3 separate regions of the Homo sapiens genome follow, and all the other regions are linked to region 3. The links are chromatin loops, found by intact Hi-C in ENCODE. Cell type or tissue: GM12878. All regions are shown on one strand.

Region 1 (8,000 bases), 340 kb before region 3:
TCCTAGAACTGGTAAATGAATTCAGCAAAGTTTCAGGATACAAAATTAGCATCATAAATCAGTAGTTCTGCTATACACTAACAGTGACCAAGCTGAGAATCAAAACCAGAACTCAACCCCTTTCACAAACCTGCAAAAATAATTAATTAACTACTTATGGATATACCTAATCAGGGACATGAAAGACCTCTACAAGGAAAACTATAAGATACTGCTTAAAGAAATCATAGATGACACAAACAAATGGAAACACAGCCCATGCTCATGGATGGGTAGAATCAACATTGTGAAAATGACCATACTGCCAAAAGCAATCTACAAATTCAATGCAATTCCTATCAAAATACCATTATGATTCTTCACAGAACCAGAAAAACGAATCCTAAAATTAATATGGAACCAAAAAAGAGCCTGCATAGCCAAAGCAAGACTAAGCAAAAAGAACAAATTTGGAGGCATCACAATACCCGACTTCAAACTCTACTATAAAGGCCATAGTCACCAAAACAGCATGGTGCTGGTATAAAAATAGGCACATGGACCAATGGAACAGAATAGAGAACACAGAAAGAAAGCCAAATACTTACAGCCAACTGATTTTTGACAAAGAAAACAAAAACAAAGTGCAGAAAGAACACCTTATTCAACAAATGGTGCCAGAATAATTGGCAAGCCACACATAGGAGAATGAAACTGGATCCTCATCTCTCACCTTATACAAAAATCAACCCAAGATGATCAAAGAGTTAAATCTAAGAGTTGAAACCATAAAGATTATAGAAGATAACATTGGAAAAACCCCTCTACATATAGGCTTGGGCAAAAAGTTCGTGACAAAGAATCCAAAAGCAAATGTAACAAAAACAAAGGTAAACAGATGGGACTTAATTAAACTAAAAAGTATCTGCACAGCAAAAGAAATAGTCAGCAGAGTAAACAGACTACCCACAGAGTGGGAGAAAATCTTCACAATCTATACATCTGACAAAGGACTAATATCCAGAATCTACAAATAACTCAAACAATCAGCAAGAAATAAAATTTAAAAAAAATCTTATCAAAAAGTAGGCAAGGACTTGAATAGACAATTCTCAAAAGAAGATACACAAATGGCCAACAAGCATATGGAAAAATGTTCAACATCACTAATTATCAGGGAAATGCAAATCACAACCACAATATGATACCATCTCACTCCTATAAGAATGGCCATAATAAAAAAATTAAAAAATAATAGATGTTGGTGGGGATGCAGTAACAAGGGAACACTTTTACACTGTTGGTGGGAATGTAAACTAGTACAACCACTATAGAAAACACTGTGAAGATTCCCTAAAGAACTAAAAATAGATCTACCATTTAATCCAGCAATCCCACTAGTAGTTATCTACCCAGAGGAAAAGAAGCCATTATACAAAAAAGATATCTGCCCACGCATGTTTATAGCTGCACAATTTGCAACTGCAAAAATATGGAACCAGCCCAAATACCCATCAATCAATGAGTGGATAAAGAAAATGTGATATATATATATAGATATAGATATATAGATAGATAGATGCATAGATAGATAGATAGATAGATAGATAGATAGATAGATAGATATATGTATATATAATGGAATACTACTCAGCCATAAAGGGGAATGAAATAATGGCATTCACAGCAACCTGGATGGAACTGGAGACTATTATTATAAGTGAAGTAACTCAGGAATGGAAAACCAAACATTGTACGTTCTCACTCACATGTGGGAGTTAAGCTATGAGGGTGCAAAGGCATAAGAATGATACAATGGACTTTGGAGACTCGAAGGGAAAGGTGGGGGTGGCAAGGGATAAAAGACTACACATTGGGTACAGTGGACACTGCTGGCGTGATGGGTTCATCAAAATCTCAGGAATCGCCATTAAAGAAATTATTCATGAAACCAAACACCATCTGTTCCCCAAAAAGCTATTGAATTTAGAGAAAAAAATAAAGATTTTCATAGGTTAATATTCCTGAGTCTCTGACCTCTTCCATGTAAACACAACCATACAAAAATTGGGGTTTCTTGTAATCTTATGTGCCCCAAACTTTTCTAAACCACTTAATTATATTGCTACCCAAGAAATATTATGGTACATTGTAACATTAATTTTAACCATTAAAGTTACCTACAATTTTTAATTATATATCTACTTCCATCTCCTCAATTGGATTAGAGACTCCTAGAAGAGCCACATTGATATCCCCTTTAAATCCTAGTGTTATTTGCCACGGTAGGTTTTCATAAATTTTTAGAATGAATCAATAGCATGTGTTTATTTAGCAAGGAATTACTGTGTACCTACTATGCCCTGGGACTTTTCCACCCCTACCCGCTGATATAGGTATATTACTTTGAATAATATAAACAAAATATCTCCTCATGGAATTTTACATCCTATTGAGCAAAATTGGTAGATTAAAAATAAGCACATAGTAGTTAAGTTATATAAGGAAAATAAAAGAGAGAGGTGTGATAGCAATAACTTCTGTGCGAGAAGAGCTCCTCCAGTTAGCATGGTTAAAGAAGGTTTTCTTAAGAAGTGATGCTTATACTTAGAAATCAAGAACAAGGAGGAAGGGTATAGTGGAAGGAAGAAATAGCAAGTATAGAGTTCCTGAGGTAGGAAACAGAAAGAAATTTGTTAAAGAAAGAGGCAGAGGGGACTGGCAAGTTGGGTTCTATAAGATGCAACCTCAGAGGAAGGCATAGGAGATCAGGCTGAAGTGTCTGACCATTCTGCCACATGTTTGGGAACCAGCTGCCTAATTTGCAAACCTCAGTATAAAAACAAAATGTGGTGCCCCTTTGTTCAAAAATAACTGGGGGAAAATGAAGTTAAAAGTACTAAAATGTAACCCATTTTGCTTTACTTCTCAATCTCATTTTTAACCCTATACTTCAAATTGCTTTCAACTCAGTATTGTCTCACTATAAAGATGGAGTTTTTCCAATAATGCAATCCTCTCCTGCTTCTTCTTCTCCTCCTTCAGTGAATTACCATGTCTCTTATATTCTGTCATTCACAAGTATAGGAGTGATCAACAATTCTGAAATACCAATCTCCTTTAAAAAAAGTGCCCATCTTGTTTATATTTAGTTACTTCTAGAAGAACTATACTTCAAATTGCTTGAAATGTCTTTTTTAATTTGCTATTTAATATCTCACTCCTTCAGGCACAAGGATACTTGCTAGGCAAGCTGCACATAGGGACAGCGAGTTGCCATGACCTCTCCCAAAACACAAGGGGGTGTAAGTGTCCAAACCCTGATCTTTCCATGCCCCTGGTCCTCTCGGGGACTGATATAATGTAAATTCTGTTATTCAGAAAGACTGCAATATTCCATTGCAATATTATCACTTGCAATGGAAATACTGGGTTGTAGTGAAGGTAAGATCTTGAAGAGTCAAACACAAATGAAAGTACTTGAAACATACTTAAGAAGATACAATAAAACTAAAATAATTATGTAGCTTTTTTTTTTTTTACTTAAAGGTAATATTGCATCAATCATAGATCTAGAGATAGTCAAGACAGAGCTGATGAACCTCTTCCTATTCTTTCATTTTTTAAAAAAATAAATTTCTAGTTAAATTCCAAGATTTCTGTCTAAGCCACAATGTTTTCACTCAACATTTAATGCACGACCCTTTTGTGACAGGCACATACCTGAATACATTAACTCCAAAACTGAAATGTGGACCACAATATAACTAAAATTTATCTTTCATACAGTACAGTCTTTTTAGAATGAAAGTTTCATATTCCCCATGAAACAGGACTTTTAAATTCAGCATTTTTCAATGTCCCAAGTACTGCTTTATTTTAACACTCTAAACCTTAAGACAGAAGTGTTATTATTCTGCATTAGTAGATGAGGTAACCAAAGACCAGAGCTCTTAAGCAATTCCTAGAGTTGCACAGTGGGAGACTGAGCTTTCAACTCAGTATTGTCTCGCTATAAAGATGGAGTTTTTCCAATAATGCAATGCTCTCCTTCTTCTTCTTCTCCTTCAGTGAATTACCATGTCTCTTATATTCTCTCATTCACAAGTATAGGAGTGATCAACAATTCTGAAATATCAATCTCCTTAAAAAAAGTGCCCATCTTGTTTATATTTAGTTACTTCTAGAAGAACTATACTTCAAATTGCTTGAAATGTCTACAAGAAATTTTGAGTGTGATGTTAGTAAACAGCAATCCTTGCACATATCACTGGCTGTAAATATGAACCATAAATTCCTCACTTAAACATATAAAATCAAGCATGGAATTAGGTTATTCAAAGAGGCAAGTCTGTGACAATATTATTTACTATCTTATTTGCAAGGATCACATCTTCTAAAAACTAACTGTTGTATGTTTGTCTTTAAAGAGGTCTATAGATAAAGGCAGTGATTTTCTGAATACATCAAAACCCTCATAGCATTCCTGAGGATCTACTGATTAACCCAGTAGGATATTAATTATGAACACATCTGCCATTCTTACTTTTTGTTCTTTTCCTTTAAATAGGAGTGGAGTAATTCAGACATGTGTGTATGATTAGGTGTAGCTAGCAGTGCATGATGAGCTAGATTTAGATACATTTATGAAGCATCAAATACAATGAAACAGTTTACTGGAAAACAAAACTTGTACTGGAGATTGGAACTCTTAAAGCAGGAGAAAGTTGTTTTTAAAAAAGCTTAACCTTAAATAAAACACATATGTGGTGGGTGAATGTGAAAGAATATACAGCTTCATTGTTTCTCGAGAACAAAAGTATTTATAGTTCTTCCGCTTTGTGACTCATCTCTCTGCTGTAAAATATTTGGGCTATTACTCATAATTACAAAAAAGGCATCGAAGAGAATGGCTTGACGTTAGTGCAAAGGACAAGGTGAACAAACTGGCATTTTATTTGTGACATTCTCATTTATAAGAAGTTGGACAATCTGTTTTTTGACTGCTTTCTTTCTCTGCAAAAATGACTATAATATAGCACTTAAAATAAATGATAATTCATGTGCCTCTAATCTAAAACGATCAAAACAGGCAAGATGCAAACAAGACACAGAGAGTGCAAAGAATGCAGCATACTGCAATAAATTCCCCTTATATTTATTTAACAATAAATATGCAAATTTGAGATAATTATGAAGACATGTGCTTTGAGGAGCAGAGAGACTACTCAAAAGGTATTTTGTTCAATCATCCTTTTTCTTTTGAGCTAAGATGAGAACCAGAAGGAAACAGATATAATAACAAAAATGGAGTAAGTATTGATCATGGATGAGAAGACTGAGATAATATAAAACCTCTAACTCAAAAAGCATTTTTTTCTGGTAGATGAAACTAAGTGATTCTAAATAATAACTTATTAGTAGAAAACAATTAATTTTATAGCCTTTTAATGGTCCTTTTAAGGGAGTAGTACACTCCAAAGTGAAGTTAATCCTCCACAACGATATTAGTTTTTCTTAAAGAAAATGCTAATTAATAAATAGTTGCTCTGAACCATTTAAAGAATAGAGAAAAAATGTCAAAATGTTACTAACTTCCCGGGAACACAATTTTAATATTGTTTTTCATGAGAATTACAGATTTTTGCATTACTTACTCTTGACTACAATGAGTATTGCATTTGATCAATTATATTTCTAATATTTTGCCATTAATTTTTTCCTCTTCCAGAAAGATGGTATTTAGCCAAATTCTTAGACTTCCTATTCATTCTAAAGGACAAGCTTTCATTAATGTACAAAGGGGCCACTCTTTAATGGCACAGAATACTAGAAAAAGCTCATTCTGAAATATTGTTAGGTAGCTGTTATAGACTAGAATTGTATTAAGGGTGCATATCACATATCCATATCAAAATATATAAAATACATACAGCAGGATTCCTTCAACATGATGAACTATCACTGGATAATGGCTTTATCTCCAACCATCTCAATCGTGGGTATTACAATGAAATCTGAAAAAGGTGAAAAGCACTGTCAACCTTTCTTAATATTGTTGGAAAATGCTGGCGTATTAGAGCTTAAGTGGTTCTTGAAGAAGTCTGTGTGTGTTATCTGGAACAGCCAGATGATTCTTTGCTGTGTGGGGCTGCCCTGTTCATTGTAGAATGTTTATCAATATCCCTGGCGTTCGTACACTAAATGCCAGTAGCACTAGCACCACCCATCCCCCACTCCACCCCATTTTTGAAAATAAAAATTGTATCCAGACATTGAAAATCTCCCCTGCAGGGCATTGAGAACTAGGGATGTAGATGATTTCAACTTTTCTCTCACTAGCCTCATTGTCTCTTCCAAAATCTATATTAAGACACACATCAATTCTTTAATTTATGATATGGCAAACATTCTGAATTAATAAAGTGATTCATTGCAAAGATCAAATTAAGGATATGATCTTTTAATTCAAGCCTAATAGCCTTAAGATAGCCACCATAAAATTGAGAGAGAAGAAGGTATTAGGAGCAAAGACATTTAGCAAATTAAAGGACAATGTCTAAAAAGAAATCTGGGGTGGACTTCTGGAATATGAAACTTACTGGAAGCATATAGATTTGAAACTTATTAAGTTTGTATGTCAAATGCATTGCCAAAGAAACCACATGACTGGTTGAAAAATCATCTGTCTGCTCAAGACTTAAAACAACTCTTTGGCCCCCAGCCTTTCAAGAGCAGGAAGTGAGCTGAAAACGAAGGTGCTATAGTTAAAAAGGGCACATTCCTAGACATTCACTTCGCATGGGACTACTGAGAACAATGCACAGAGAAATAGAGCAGAATCATTACCTAATTAAGGAAATTCCCACCCATTCCCTGCCCACCCTCTCACTCCCTCAAGATAGGGGGCCATCACCTTATCTATGCAATGGGATTTCAGATGTGCTATGAACCAAGGACTATGGACTGTTTCCAATTCTTTCCTTTTCCTAATTAGAGTATTCCATTGTTGTGTTTAGGGTGGAGGGCAGATACAATTTGTCTTTCAAGTTCATAGGATGCTGGAAAAAATGAAGACATAGTTGGACCTAATTCAGAGGCTCTCATGAGTCCAGAGTTCCTGGACTTTAAGTTGGACTCAGTGACTGAATAAATTTTAGGTTATCTTTCTTTGGAGGGGTTGAGTTTGTTCTCTGAGAAGGATAAGGAAATAAGCGAATATTTTGTGACTGGGAGGTTGGACTACGGCAGAAACATTTAATTGTCAAATATCTGCATGATCTTCTACATTTCCCAGCCTTCTTTACAGTTAGGTTAGAACTACGTGATGAGTCCTGGCCTCTAACAGCTATAAGAAAAAATGACATAAATCATTTCCAGGTTGAGGCAGTTTAGAGTACAGTGATTCCTCTAAAATTCTCTTTTTCTCTTTCATGACCCCCTTGGAACCTATGCATGAGATGGTGGAGGCAAAAAAATAGAGTGAATCATGATCTCAGAGTCACTGCTTAGAAAAAAATCCCTGCTGCCCTTAACCAGGCTTTGCTGTTTTAAGCCACTGCAGTATGGACTAGTCTATTCTTTCTGATACAGTTCTCTAACCAAGAGTTCTAAGTCATCACAACCACTGATGGAGCCAGGAAATATGCCACTGCTATAGGGATTAACTACAAACAGAGCTGTCTACTGGTAAGGATGAATTTAAGGTTTCATATAGAAATTATTAGAGTGTATGTTGCAAAGACTTGAAAAAAAATGACCGTGTAAGAAAGATTTCAATAGACCACCACACTTGTTCTCCTCTCAGAAAAGGGATATAGCAAAAATGTTGCCTCTTGACATTATATTCATTAGCAGCTGGAAAGATCATTCAGTTATTTACATAGGATTTTCAAACCATAAGCATCTCCCATATCCGACCATGCTGTCATATTTTCTGCAGCAAAGGAAGAACTTCATCTCCCCAACCAGCACATAGTACCAAACCCTATATATACTGATTTTCCCCTACATACATACCT
Region 2 (8,000 bases), 1.2 Mb before region 3:
AGGAGAATCGCTTGAACCTGGGAGGTGGAGGTTGCAGTGAGCTGAGATCACGCCACTGCACTTCAACCTGGGCAACAAGAGCAAAACTCCATCTCAAAAAATAAAAATAACAAAAAATAATAATCTTGCTCAGGAAAACTCGAATGGCTCCTATTTAAAGCAGAGGTAAATAATGAGAGATCCTGGGATATCTGTGGTCTCTAAACGTGTTTTGATTGGCTGATGAGATGTGCTTATGCTTTATTTAACTTTATTGCCAATATTTAAAAATTGAGATAGTAAAACTCTTTGATTTCTGTATTCTTTTGACACATTATCTGGCAGCATTGGGTCACCATTCTTGCAAGAAAGCCATCAGCTGGAGCAAAGCATGCACTCTACAGTTTGCCCTCATTCCCACCTGTATTATTTAGGGTTTTCCAGAGAAACAGAGCCAATAGGATGCAAATATATATAACACATGCAGAAAGAGAGCGAGAGTGAAAACAAAAAGGTTAGGGGGTGGGAGGTTATCATAAGGAATTAACTTACACGCTATGGAGGCTGACAAATTCTAAGACCTACAGTTAGCAAACTGGAGACCCAGGAAAGCTGAAGGTGGAAGTTCCAGTCTAAAAGTTAGCAGGCAAGAATGACAATTATTAGTAATGAATGAAAGTGGGAAGTGTACTAATTAACCTATAGCAATCAAGATAATGAGTGAATTTAGGACAAATGTAATCTATTTACGTATTAATTTCATTGGAGTAATATTTGTTTTCCTCTTACCATATACCAAGTACTATGCTAAGTGCTTTGTGTACGTTATCTCATTTAATATTAAAGTAACTCTTTGAAGGAGTTACTGTGATTATCTCCATTCTGCTGAGAAAACAGATTTAGAGAGGTTAGGCTTTGTCTATGGCCCCAAAGCTAGGACATGACTGAGTTGGAATCCAAACTCAGGCAGACTGGCTTCAGAGTCCAAGATCTTACTTAAACATTATGCTAGACTGTCTTCCCAGATTTACGTGTGTTTTATAAATATGGCAGAAGATGATAAGTAAGTCAAAATTTCAGTGATGGCAATAAATACAGCAAACCAAAGAGAGTAAACTGTTTGCAAAGTGAATAGTCAATGTTGTTAAATGAGTGGAATTGAGTAAAATTCAGGAAATTACATGATACCAAAGTAACATCATAAAATGAGATATTAAAAAATACAGCACACAATCATCAGCACAGAAGTTGGGACACAATAGGAGAAAAGATAGCTGAGACTGGACGAAAACTCATAATTATAGTAAATAAGTTGTTGCTGTCTTAGGTAATTATGTATTATGGGTACAGTTTCTGTTGCATTGGTTCCCAAAGATTCCCTAATCACTTCTATAGATAAGCCAAGCACATTGAGGCATAATACCATGCTGTGAGATATTACAGGTCTATTTGGCACATTGTAGGTGCTCAAAAAAATTTTGAGAAGGAAAGAAGGTAGGCAGACTGGCTGTGACCTCATAGGAAAATGAAGATAGTAACATCAGGGTTGTTTTTTTTTTTTTTTCCAGAATAACTGTTTCAAATATAACAGGAAACTGATGAGAGGAGGCTTGGTTTAAATTTGCAGTGGTCTTACAACTGACAGTCTAAACATTAAAGAATCTAAATGTCGACTACTTGATATTTTATAATATCTGGCTGGCTAGATGTGACTGATATTTTGCTCTTTCACAAATGTTTTATTTTATTCATCTAGCTCGAAAATCGATATTTGACCTAATGTGGACTCATGTGGGAAGGAATGTTATTATGTTGCCTGGCAGATGAGAACTAAAAATTGCAGAGAGCTATGAAATATTTTAAAAGGGCACATTTTTTTCTCCACATGATATACCAAGATTGATTGTTGTCCTTCGTTAGTCCTGGGGAAGGAGTGGTGTCTCTAGCTAATTATTGTGTCTTTTAAAAGCCTGTCTTGGCAAATTTCTCTCCCCTTTAGCATCTCTCCCACAAAATTTTTCACTTAAGAAATCAAAGAGTTAAATATAATAGTCTCATATTTCCTCAGTAATATAGTGTAGCACAATTAGATATGCTACAGTGAGACTCTCAGTGATATGGTCACAGTTTGGGCTGGATGGAATTTAGCCTCTGAGCAGTAAGATACAAGGTCTTGGCTAGTTTTAGTGGCTAAAGCTGCATCTCAACCTTGCTACATAGTGTGGAATCCAACTGAAGTGCTCAGTCTAAGAACATTTTATACTTTATATTATTGAAAACCATCATGGTAAAAACTCAAGCTGCCCATTTATTATATATGCATGTATAACATCTATGTCTATACCTATGTATACATATGTGCATATGTATGTATGTATATCATTATGAAAATTTGTTTTCTTTCCAACTGATTTAGAAAATAGAAAAATGTAGACTTGGATTTCTCTAAACAAACTAGGATGAGAGTGGATGGGCATTTGTTTCTCTGCATTCTCTGCATAAGGGGCTGGATACATAGTAATATCTTTACTTAATAATAGATCTTTCAATATGCTGAATGATTTCAATTAATTGAATCTCTATCTGTCTATCTACCAACCAATCATCTAATCATTAGTTCTGTAAGTTCGGTCTGTGGATCCTGAGGGGGCTCCTTTTGACTTTTTAGGGAGACTGCATTGTCAATGCTATTTTCACGATAGTAGTAGGATGTTATTGCCTTTTTCACAGTGTTGACATTTACGCGGATGCTGCAAAAGTAATGATTGGGAAAACTGCTGAAATCTTAGCAGAAAGACAGTGACACCAAACTGTAATAGTAGATACTGCCACACACAAGAAAAATAAATTAGTTTCCTCTAAATACTGCCCTTGGTAAAGCAATATAAATTATTAACTTTATTATGTCTTTATCCTTGAGTATGTAACTTTTTAACACTGTGTGACAAAATGGAAAGTACATGTAAAGCACGCCTACTGCATCCTGAAATACCATGGCTGTCTTGAAGAAACGTAGTTGTGCTATTGACCGAGTTGCAAGTGAATGGAACACCATGTTACCTGAAATATGACTGACAAATACACTATGATTAGTTAATACTTGAGTATTTGACAAGTATTTTCTTATAAATAAATTTCATGTAAATATCAAGTTCCAGCACCACTTGTTAAAAAGATTTGCCTTTCCCCCATTGGATTGCTTTGGTGCCTTGATTGAAAAATCAATTATCTGTATAAAATTGCTTCCAGTTTGGATTCTATTCTGTTCTGTCAATCTATTTGTACATTTTTGTGCCAGTACTATTCCGGTTTTTTTACTGTAACTTTATAGTAGGTATTAGAATCAAGTGGTGTAAGACCTCCAATTTTTAAAATCTTTTTCCAGTTGTTATGGCCATTTGTAGTCATTTGCATTTTCATATAAGTATTAAAATCAGCTTGTAAACTTATATAAAAAACCTAATAGGGTTATCATGGAGATAAAGTTAAATTTATAAGTTGATTTTAAAAGAGTCACAAATATTAAATCTTCTAATCCATAGGCATGTTAATGGCCTTCTTATTTATGTCTTCTTTAACTTCTCTAAGCAGCATTTTTTAGTTTTCAATATAGTCTTATATATCTTTGCTGAAATTAATTTCTAAATATTTTGTGCTAATATAAATAAAACCATTTTAATACTAACTTTCCAATCATTCGCTCCTAGTAGATTGAAATAAAACTGGGTTTTATTTATACATTGGCTTTTAATATGAGACTTGCTAAATTCACTTGTAAGTTAGTTCCAGTAGTTTTTCTTCTTTTCCTGTTGATTCTTTAAGACTGGCTCTGTAAATATGCATGTAATCTGTGAATAGAAATAGTTTTATTACTTCTTTTTCTGCCTTTGCTTTTCCTCACCTTTTTGTCATATTATACAGGCTAAGACTTCTGGTCCACTATTGAATAGTAGTTGTGAATGTGGACATCCTGGCCTTATTCTCCATCTTATGGGTGAAGCACCCAGTGTTTCACCATTAAGTATGTTGTCAGCTGTAACTTTTCAATAGATACCACTTATCACATCAAGTCATTATTTTTTAGACATAACTCAATTTTGACTCAAAATGTTATTCTTACTTATTACTCAAATTGGTCCTAAATATATTTGGATGTTTAAAAAAATCGAATTCATGCCCAAACAATGTCTTGACATTAAAGATTTTTAAAGAATAGTTTATTTAAGATTGGTAGCAAGGCATGTCTTTGAAGAGGAGACATGAAGGATTAAGGGATAGAAATGAAAAGGGACATAAGTTTCATTGTGTATCCTTTTATATGTTTTGAGAATGTCATTATATTCATTTACTATTTATTCAAATGACATAGTCATATGTAATCTATTCAAATTTCCATTTAATGTTACTTACCTACTCGCTGTAAGGGTAATTGAAAAATACAGATTAAAAGATTGGAAAACAATTTGGCATTATTTTGTGAGGCTTAACATTTATCTTGTGACCCAGGTATCCAATTTCTATATGTTCTTGAATTTTCATAGTGAAGTGTCATAAAAGCAAAAAATGGGGAAGAGAACTTGAAAGACCATTAGTGGAATAATAAATAAAAATTTATTATATAGTCACATAATGGGATATTACACAGCAGTAAACATTAACTTGATCTACAGTTACACACAATAGCACAGATAAATCTTAAGAATGTAATCTTGAGTGAAATAAACAAGTGTCCAAAAATGCAGACAGTATGATACCTGTTTATAACATTCAAAACTAAGTGAAAGCAAACAATGTATGCACATGTGTGATAAAGCAGGCAGATAGGTAACACACAATTCAGAATAAGAGTGACCTCTGAGGAAAGGGTAAGTAGGGGCTGGAAAGGAGGATGTGCATCACCACAGATGTAGAGAGACGAGTTGGTGCATTGTCAGAAGTCTGAAAGAACTCATTGGTTTTGCAGAATCGTCAGTGTACTGAAGCTCAGACACCTTTATAGGGTTGCTCAAGATATTTAACACCTTTGTTTCTTCATTGCACTTGTCTTAAAAAACTCATTAAAAGATGTCTAAGAATCTTAAAAATATAGTGGTTCTCAAGATGAATGTATATGTGTATACGTGTGTAAACACATGCACACAAGTCATCTGGTTTTCCCCAAACCCCTTCATAGACAAAATGTTGATGTAAAGCTGATGAAATTTGCATATGAGAAAAAGCTAGGAGAGATAGCTTATATTTTAGGTGACAAGCAAACACAAACACCCGAAAGAATCCTATGCACGATGCTAATAACAAAGTGAATGTGATCAGGCATATAAAATGTGGAGAACTGTTGAATTATGACTATGTGGGATTCCCACACTTAACTATAATTAAAAGTTAAAATTAATTATGTTGGTCCAATATGCTATCAAGTCTATATCTTTTTATTTTTGAGCCTTGATTCTTTAGTTTAACTGGTAACTGCTAAATATTTAAAACAAACATTTTTGTATTGCATTTTGTAGCACTGGAGGTGGATTGGATTAAAATAGAGATCTTTTTAAAAACACCAGTTTCTTTGCCTTAAAAATACTCAGCCTGCATGAGTAACTACAGTAAACATCTAGTATTCCTGGAGCATATCTATGTTTTCTGAACAAAGAAAAGACAACTTGTAAGAAAGGTAAAGAGAAGAGTGTCTCAGTGGTGCATTCGATTGAAACGCAGAAAAGAGAAACAAGAAAAACTAGGGCAGTGATAGAGACCACAGCACAAATTTGCCTTCTGTGCAGTGATGGGGGTAATCAGTTTGCTAGAATAACCAGCCAGGTGAAAAAGAGCCATGCTGCCACCTAACAGTTTCCTGCAGGGTTTTTTCATGTTGCAGGCCATGTAATCTATGACTGAGCTTTTATAAAACCTTGAACTTGGTTTTCCTGAATGGATCAAGCATTGAAATCCTGATAGAGATAACAAATAATATGGTTCCAAGTTTATCTTGTGTATTAGCCACTGTTCAAAGAAAGCTTGATCAACAAGTAAGGCTTCTCTCCCATGAGTGATTTGGTGGTCTCTTTAGAAATTGTGACTGTGACTGAAATATTGTAATGCCTCATGTACACAGAAAACATATCTAATTATATCCCAGAAACATATAGAATAATTTAGAATGACTTAATGGAGACCTGTACAATAATTTGATGGATCTCCTTTACTGAAAAATTTAATCAAATTTCACAACTAATCCCATGGATAATTTATTAATTTTTAAATAATATCCACCAGATTAGTTGAATGGTTTGGATTTCCTGTTCATAATTTTAATTTTAAGCCAGCTGTTTCTCAGGAGAGAAGACCAACAAACTAAACAAGGCAAACTTACATTTAATGGCATACCTACCAGAGTTCAGAGGGTATGCTTTACAGAAAGCATTTGCACTTTTTCCTTTAAGAATTTTATTTTTCAGCTATTCTACATATTAATAAAATCAGAAAAATAGTACAAGTAAAATAACACCAATAGAAATACATTTCCCCCAAAAGAAACTTTGCATATCAAAACCAAAATTGTTCTTTTAGTGAAAAGAACATTAAATAACATAAGATGTGGTACATATATTGTCCTTTTTCAAATGGCAGAATTTTCATTGATTCACTCTTATAGCACTATGAGTTTGAGGTAGCAAAACATTTATGGTGGCATTTAAGATTCATATTAACAATATCTATGAAGATTATTCTCCATATGCTTTATGTTCATTTTATATATTGCATACATAATTATATGATGATTTATAATGGTGCAGTCCTGTAAAGTGATTTTTCAGTCCTATAGCTTTTCAGTCAAGTTAGCCTCTAATTTGTAGAGTCCCTCTCTTTCCTGTATCAGTGGCTCCTGCGCAAAACACCATTTCTCATTAAAGGTTCCCATTCCCTTTGGCAGTCAGGATGAAATCTCTAATCAAGCTCGAGGAAAGAGCCAGAGTTCAAAGATGTCACTGGGTCCCAAGGCTGGTCTTATGTAGCTGGCTAAAGGTTCTCAGGCTTAACATTCCATCTGTGAAGAGAACTGTCAGGGTCAAATACTCCAATCAGCTGTCAAATAAAGCATATTAAATGAGTGAAAAAGGAGAGTGAGAGTTTTATAAAGAGAACATAAAGCTTCAATACTCGTTTCAGTCTGTAATTTTAGCAATTGCTCCCCATGAGTACATCAGGTTATGCTAACCCTAGAATTCCATTGCTTTTGGAAGCATGCAGTTTTTACACCTAGTGACCTCTTCTTTTCACAATATATCATTCTTCATCCTCCTCGCCTTTTCCTTATCTTCCCCCTTCCTGCTTTCTCTTCTAAGTAGTACAAAGTTTATGAATGTATATGTAGGGTAAAATGATGTTACTCAACATATTCCTATGGGATTAATGCTTTCAGAGACTTTCTTTCTGAAAATTAATATCATTTCTGAGACAGTAAAAAGACAAACTCTTTTCTAAGACCTCAAGAGAACAATAAAAAGCAAGCTTGTATTTTGAGTTGGGACAAAATTCTACAAAGATGTATATTGCAGATGTCAAATCCAATATTTGCTCCTGATAAGTATGTAGGACTCCCAGGAGTCTGTCTTGTAGGAGGAAAGAATAACAGGCTTAAGTCCCGTGATGCAAATGTGAGAAAAGAATTTTGCCCATAATTTTAGCTTAACATTTGGAGAAGGAAGTTTCAATTTAATCTTAGAAAGTGGATTCTGTCTGTTCTCCTTTCACAAAACAGCAGTACCATTATGAATTACATTTGACTTCATAATGTCCACAATGAAGTTTTTTTGCTTTTGATATGTGCAAATAAAAACAAAGGAGATACTTTGTATTTTAGCTCATTTGAATCTTTCACTCCTGAGGGACAGTTAATGCCCTTTTACAGATAAAGTGTGGCCACAGTTCATGGGTGTATAATATATTCTAATGCTCACCATCACCACATTCTTTGTTGGAATGGTCTTGACTGCATGAATTCGCCAGATTATAAAATATTAAGG
Region 3 (8,000 bases):
TAATCAAACTCAAAACATATTTCAATTTAAACATTTTCAGGAATTTTTTAAATCTGTGCATTATGCTCCAGGGCCCCAAATTAGTCAAAATTGGAACTTCATGATGCTATCATTTGGAAGCATAGAAAAGAGAAATTTTACTTAGAAGTATTCTTAGATATTATCTAATTCTTTATGAATTTTTATAAATTATTTTCACCTTACAAATTAATATTAAGGCCTTATTGAGAGTGAATTTTCATAATTCTCTCCAGTGAACTTAAGTTCATTGTAATAAAGAAAAAAAGTTTTGTAAGGGCAGGAATGTACTGAAAACTTCTTGAAAAAGGCCAGTAATTCTAGGACTTCCACATGAGTCTACAAAAAGGTCTCATCATTCGGTTTCTACTTGGCCCAAACATTAGCCTTGGAAATGGAAATAGGATCTCAGGATAGCTCTTAAGTCCCTGATAGGACCAGGGAGAAGAAAAAAGGAGTGGGGGAAAGGAACCTAGGCACTGACCTTGCAAATCATCCTGTCATTTACTTTCTGATTTAAATGTTTTTCACATATTCTGAAAAAGAAATATAAGAATTGTATATAAGAAATCAAGAATATAGTTCTGAAAGGTAAATACTATCTAGTGCTTTTCATTTTAATACAAAAAATTTTATAGTTTATACTTTTTATACTTATGTATTGTTATATTAATTCCTCATATTATTTCTGATGTTGTTTTTATACTTGATTGTAAGTGTCTTGAAGGCAGAGACCTTGGTGGAAGGCTTGTACATACTTCACAGGAATCACAGCGCACCAAGAACATATGTACTTGTATGTTAAGATAAAATAAAATCGTTACTTAAATTTTTAGTGCCATAGAGGGAAATTAAATAATTCATATTGACTTGGGGGGATTAACTTTACCTATATTTCAGCAAATAATTTGAACATGTGTTGAGAATCTTCTCTGATAACTTTACTCAAGTGTTTCTTATTTATCTGTAATTTTAAAAACTAAAAATAACAGAGTATAATTCCAGTCTAACTTTGTGTATGTAGATGTATATATACACATGTATATACATATATACACATTATATGTATATATATGTGCATATATATGAGGGAATGTGTATATATGTATATATATGCGCATATATACATATATACACATTCCATCATATATATATATACACACTCTTATATATGAGAATATATGAGAGAATGTGTATATATGTGCGTGTGTGTGTGTGTGTGTGTGTGTGTGTGTGTGTGTGTATATATATATATATATATATATACGTATGTATGCATGTATATGTATAGGAATGGAGGGAAAGAGTTACGTCTAAGCACCTGAGCAGCCATTTGGCTGAAGAGGACTACAGCCAGTGTGGCTTCTTGAACTTAAGATCATACACTTAATCAGTGCCTGGCTTAACCCTTAATAAGTCAAATCTTTATTGATTTGCAGCCTCACTATCTCAGAGTGTGCTGTGAGTGGATACAGTAGCTGGCAAGTGGGAGAACTAAGAGTGGAAAAGGTGGCTTCACTGGGAAACAGGTCACCACGGAGCTTTCCTCATCATGGTGCATACAAGGGAATATACCCCTTCAGGAAAGCAACAGTAGCAAAACAGAGAAGAGTAGCATAATGCATTCAATATGATCAGACAAAGAAAAATAAGTCCGCAACAAATAAGAACACATAACTCATGAACCTGACTAGCACAGAACAAAGAAATAATTTAACCACAGTAAGTCTAGCAGATCAATATAAGCAATCAACATTTAGACTAAAATGGGTATTTTTCACACTGGTTTATGCAGTTTGACTGATTTCACAATCTAAATCAATTGGTTTAAGCAGATTGATCAATTTCACCACCTTAATTCTTTCCAAATGGATGTAGCTTAAGAATACTATAAGAATATTAAAAATTATGTACACAAGGTCATTTCATAGATAACTGAATGAAAATGAAATTTCTACCCTAAGATAGTATGATTAAAATCATGTGGGTAGTGGCAGAAATTGTGTACATAAAGACTGCTCTAAACATATGATACCTTAGCTGCGTATCTGGTTCTTTAAAGCTGTCCCCAGGCAACCTTACTGTAGAAAGTTTAGGGGCAAGTTATCAGTGACGCATGGAGGACTCTCTGGGCTAGGAAGGGACTTTCAGGCCACAGTGTTCTCACAAGTTCTAAGAAGTCATTCACAGTGAGAGGGACCACATTCGAAGAGGATTGACAGTTTAGACTGAAAACAGCTTTCAAAGAGACTAATCTTATAAAGTATTGCAAATGAATAAGGGCAACAGGAGTAGGTGTTCACCTGCCAGTCTCCGCCGTGCAAGATGAGAGCCTGTCTGTACGCACACATGCGCTGACTTAAAAAAAAATCATATAAAAAACAACATCTTTGCTACGGAGTCGTTTTTAACAAGTATTACAGAAAGAGCACCAGCTACCAAAAAGAGTTGCCAGGGCCAGAAGGAGCCATCAATCGAAACAGTTTACATTTCAAAGTTTTTCCAAGAAGAGTGAAAACGTCTCCTCTCCTTGATGGAAAACGGAGGAGCTGTAGTAAAGAATCTATTTGCTGCCTTCCCAGTCAAGTTTCTTTCTCTAGAGTGGCCCTTTAACCCTTAGGTTGAGGCCAACAGGTAGAGATAAAAAGGAATGTTTGCATCTTCTGCTTGTGCTCTGAGCAGCTTACTAGGCTGTAGAGTCAGGATAAAAAATCCTCTTTCTTTTGTGAGTTTCATTGTTCAGAAATGAGTCTTTTTGCTCTTGGGCACTACTGGAGATAAACAGGTCATTTTGACTTTTACACTCTGTACTTCCTGACATCACTAACAATTATACACATCAGTCTTGGAATGTGTTTTTCTCCTCAAAGTATTTCAGGAATTGACTCTTTCTTTTCTCCGCTTCATTTACAACCTAGGAAATTAATGCTAACCATGCTACATTTTAACCAGAATGTATATTTGTTTATCTCTTTTAAAATTTTTTATTTGAAAGAAAAAAATTTGGCCCTAGGTGAAAAAGCATTTCTTAAAATCAGGAACAGTTTTCTATAAGATGTATAATCCAGATGTATACTTTTGTTTTTAGCTTTTAATTTTCTGCTTAATTTTTGCCTTATTTCTAAACACCAAATTTGATTTCCTGAATCCATTAGGATAAATTCTACATACCTCATTCTTACTTCTAGAAGCATGTCAAATGGAAGCACTAATCTAAGAAAAAAATTTGATTTCACAATTAAGACTTGGGAAAGAAAACAACAACAGACACTGGGACCCCTTTGTCATGAACTTGTCCCATAAAAATAGTTATTTGCGCTTCTCCCTCCCCTTACTCCAATAATCCCATCACTGGATTCTTTGTTACCCCATCTCTTTGACCAACAGGCAGTTTGTAGAACCATAATGAAGACTCTGCATCCCTGATGATCATTTTTTCAGATTGCAATGTGACTAGAAAAGGAAAAAAATGAAAGGACCCCCTTCTATTTTTGCACACACATATAAATGCTGTTCATTACGGTTACAAAAATTACAGTCACTTTCTTAGATTGATTTATTGATATAAATGACATGATATCACTGAAAAAATATTGCCAATTTACATATAACATCCTTTATAAATACCATTGGTTCTCAGTGAACTCCTCCTGACCTCCTGGTCTGAGACTGTCTCTATGTGATGTACATAATTCTCTCAACACTGATCCATTACTTCTTCTCAGTGTTGGGGGTTAGGCCAATAGTGTAAAGTCACAGATAATTAGCAGCCCTATCAATAACCAGTTACAGAATTTCTGCCTAAGTGACAGGCCAGAAAAGCCAAAAAAGGAGGTAGCAATATAAAGTAGAAGGGAAGTGCCGATATATTTTGTGGTTCAAGCAGCTGCTATGGACTATCAGCATCACCAGGAGACCTCACTGCATTAGCATAAATTCAAATGACAAATGCACAGTGCTATTCAGAGACTCATTAATTTGCAATGGGTGCAGTGCTCATGACATATTAGTGCAAAATTCAAATGTCTTTGTAGCAATGTGAATTTAGTTGTGAGACCAAAGTCGCTAAAATGAAAATGTGTGGTTTTTTTAGCAGTTTATTAAATTATGAACTGTGATGACTATATCCGTGCATCTTTTTAAGCAGATGAGGTCCAGCGTGCTCCAGCGGCAAATCGCATGGTTTGTGTTGATATTTTCCTGTCAGACAATTTCCCAAGCAGCAGATAAGATACCAGACTGTCTGCCTTGCTCCGCTGCATGCGGACTGAGAGCTCCCCCTTCTGGACAAATGACATTGCCACTCTAAAAGAAAACCCAGCCATTTTTTGTCTTGTTTTCATATTTTTAAAAGGTTTTCAGGCAAAGAATTTCGGTGTCCACCTAAAGCCAAAAGAAAACAATTTGCAATTATTTATTATAAGTGACAGTACATGATAACTGTCTTCAAAATACTGAAGAGTCACCCTCAATTGAAATGCATCATATAATTTTATATGAAGCTTCTTCAAGACCTCACTTGCAAATATATTTTTTAAAATAGCTGCCTGATTTATATAAACCAAGAATATAAGCTACAAAAATAATAAAAACTATCATATTCATATTGCTTCCACAATATCATAAACAAGCTTACAATTACTAGCATTCTATTGTATAAGAAAAAAGCAAGAACATACACGGCTAGAGGCTTTTAAACAAAGCAACCAAGTGTATATTGTATTCAACTCTATTGAATGAAATTATGAACAGACCCAGACAAGGAAAGTCAGATCATACCCATGTCACATGTGTGTGGTGTGTTGTGTGTGCATTTTTCTCTTTAACATCAGGAATCTTCTGTCCAGTTACTTCACATTAGTCAAAGCAGATTTATCATTGGTGTGTCTTTTAAAAATTGGCATGTTTTTTACATTTAAATAATGACTCAGATTAGTACAATAATGGGATGAAGAAGGTTAATTTGTCTGCAGTATTAACATTACAAAAATACACAAGATGTCAGCACCTGCACTTCTCAGTACCCAGGGTTCATAGCCACTTAGAGCAGACCTGCATCCCAGTTTATATGATCTAAATATTCATGTTCACATCTAATACTAACAAAAACATACATATAGCATTTTTCAGTAAAGCTATAGCTTCCCAAACCATGTAACATACCTCTGAATGAATTGAAAAACATGTTGCACTTCGAAAGTTACTTTTAGGAGAATAGAAAATCTTACAGTAAAAGATTTGCCCTTTGGCCATTTGAGCCAACTAATCTCCATCAGAGTACTAGAAGTGTGTTTCAGCAGATCTTTAGTAAAATTTATGTTTATCATTTTTTAACTTTAAATATGTTACTGAATGTAAAAAGGGGTCACATCACTCTATTACTGCTTATAGACTTAATTACATACTTTCTGAGCATTATTTCGGCTTATGATGAATTTGGGAGGAAGGTCTTCTAATGAAAGTTGTGTACTTTTGAATTACACTTTATAATATCACTGATGCTTTATATCATCTTCAGCAATTAAAAGTAAGATCACTGTTATCTATTCTACTTATTTGCAATTGAAGTGGTCTTGAGTTATTTAGCAGGCTCATTTTATTTTACAGTAACAGCTACAAGGAAGACACAGAATTAATGAGGATTGAGAAGGATCACTGTACTGTACATTAAACATGTGGAAGTTGTATATAACTGAGCAATATCAGATTTATCACTGTAGCCAGATGTCTAGGCATTGTTTTTCCCTAATGAATTTTCTTTCACCAAGTAATTAGAATCCCAGATTTACAGAATGTTAGAACTGGAAGAGCCATTGTTGATCATCTCCCACTTTATGGATGGGAGAACCAAAGGTTCAGAAAAGTTAAGTGAATTTACCAAGACCTAATGGTTAGAAAATGGCAGAACTGAAACAAGAACCCTGCTCTCTAGACATCCTTTCCCAAACTTGAGCTCACAAGCCCAGAGGGCCTGTAAAAACACAGATTGCTGAGCATATTTCCAGGGTTCCTGATTCCGTAGGGCTTCAGTAGGCCCTACTGATTTGCATTTTTATCAAGTTCTAGGCAATGTTATGCTTGCTTGTCCAGGGACCATGCTTTGAGAACTATCGGTCTCTAAACCAGTTTTTGAAAAAACTGCTGGCATTTTATTTCTAATAGCTTTTCTCTTGATGAAGAAAGCAAACTCAGGCTAATACTTGCCACATTACTTTGTTGTCATCTCTCTAATAGAGGGTTCGGGTAATACATTATGAAAAGTCTGGAAGTTTGCAGAAAAACAATAACAAAAAGGCACCCTGATTAAGGCATCTGGGGGCACTAAAAATAAAATAATGTCTGAGCTTCAGTTTTTTTAAATCATAACAGAGTGTAGTTAGAAGCCAAATATAGGAAAGATGGCCTTGTTTTCTGGTCCCTTCCCCCACTAGCCAACAACATTTAGACAACATAGAAGTTTACCCTTTTAGTCTCTAAAATAAAATAGCATTCACAGACTTAATTAATCAAGGTACCATTCATCATTGTCTATATAGTATTCACAAATTTACATACTAAGAGCCAGAAAGAAAGAGCCCCTGTGTAAACGAACTTGAACTCATCCGTGCCTGAATCACCGACTCAGAAGAACAGGAGCATGTTCAAGAGGAACTTCGCCAGGGCACGTGCTGGTTCTTAAGCCCACAACACAGAATTCAACAAACCTGTTCAGCAGTCTGGTCGCACAGTTGTAATATAATTTCATTTTTTCCTGGTTCAAAGAATGACCGTGATGAAGATGATCGTCAAAATACAAATATATATATACATATTTAATTTTTTAAAAATAGTATCAATTTGGAAAATGAAAATGACTGATGGTGAAAAAAGATTTTAATTATATACATAAACCTTGATGTTCTTGTGTTTTTTCTCCCATTTTTATTGAAGTACAGTATAATTACTTCTTTTTACATAAGACTTTAAGGTAAATTATCTTTTGTCAGTTTTCTAGAAAAATTTGATTTCATATTATGGCTTGATCTCAATTGATGCTATCAATTAAATGGCATTTTTCCTGAACATTAAGGGTGACTTCCCCTAAGTAACATCCCTGTTTTGGGTTTTTTTTGCTAAGTTATTACATTAAAATCTGATTCAATATATTATTTAAACTTTCACAGAAAATAATCTTTTCATTTAAAAATAATTTTCAAATATAAATGGTTTCCAAGCAGATTTTACTGTGCTTTTGCCTTATACTTATTTTTCTACCATTATCCCTGTTTTTCAGAAAAGCCAACCCAATCACAGAAAAACTAACATAGGTTTTGCTGTGATTGCAGGTGCATCCAGTGTGTTCCTGGGCTTACTTCATGCCTAAACCAACATTTTGTGTTCACTGTTATTTCTTCTAGGCCCTCCATTAATAGCCTCCTAATCCCAACATCTTTTGCCATTCTAGGCGCTTCCTTTCTCATTTCTTTTTCAGGTTCTGCCTACGAAAACCCTTTAATGGCTTGACATTTCTGAATTATAGCAAAAAAAATGTATTTCGCTCTGTGTAAATTAAACTGAATTATTTAGTGTTTTAATCATAATTTTTAAAAAATTATGAGTGGCAAACAGGGAATTAGTTTGTTCAGAACAAAAGCCTATGATAACATCATTCTTTTTTCAGGACAATAGAATACTATTTATTAAAAACAAACAAAAAAAAAACCCTAAATTCTGTCCTTTAAAAACAGTGTTAAGTGTGATCAAATATTGTGACTCAGAGGTTACCTGACAAAAAAAAACGTAATATTAATGTAAACAGCTAAAAACTAACCTCCTGTGAATACTAAAGCAAATAAATTATAATCTATTATTTCAGGTTTTCTGTTCTACAACTGCATTTTTATTTATACCTTTTCATTTCAAATGTATGTGCATAAAGTATTTTTATCCCTCAGTAAAAATAAAGCTAGATATTTTCTGGTAAACAGGTAAAACAGCAACTC

What was found. Hi-C counts contacts between places; a loop is a spot of excess contacts. Peaks named below come from ENCODE experiments on the same cell type or tissue, not always from the same donor. Only the 100,000 strongest peaks of a DNase experiment are listed, where the experiment ranks them.
Region 1: a loop joins it to region 3, with 2.0 times the contacts of the local background. A loop is called at or near these places in 6 of 110 quality-filtered maps.
Region 2: it touches region 3 in a loop (2.7-fold over the local background); 2 of 110 quality-filtered maps call a loop at or near these places.

Annotation. Positions count from the first base shown.
Region 1 is chr5:89,926,094-89,934,093 of GRCh38, forward strand. The region is part of intron 2 of LOC102724637 (a long non-coding RNA gene); the gene reads left to right. Among named protein-coding and RNA genes, the nearest start is that of MIR3660, 87 kb to the right of the region's middle. In GM12878, no CTCF peak of the experiment used is centred here; DNase peaks (open chromatin) are centred at 2,722 and 4,818; H3K4me3 peaks cover 308 bases; H3K27ac peaks cover 1,158 bases.
Region 2 is chr5:89,075,797-89,083,796 of GRCh38, forward strand. All of the region lies in intron 3 of MEF2C-AS1 (MEF2C antisense RNA 1), which reads left to right. Among named protein-coding and RNA genes, the nearest start is that of MEF2C-AS1, 200 kb to the left of the region's middle. In GM12878, a CTCF peak has its summit at 5,810; DNase peaks (open chromatin) are centred at 4,945 and 5,755; H3K4me3 peaks cover 628 bases; H3K27ac peaks cover 1,558 bases.
Region 3 is chr5:90,261,166-90,269,165 of GRCh38, forward strand. LINC01339 (long intergenic non-protein coding RNA 1339) reads right to left here. Exons shown (of 6, transcript NR_120601.1): 2 at 503-554. Among named protein-coding and RNA genes, the nearest start is that of LINC01339, 25 kb to the right of the region's middle. In GM12878, a CTCF peak has its summit at 4,293 (motif pointing left); DNase peaks (open chromatin) are centred at 2,136 and 4,186; H3K4me3 peaks cover 268 bases.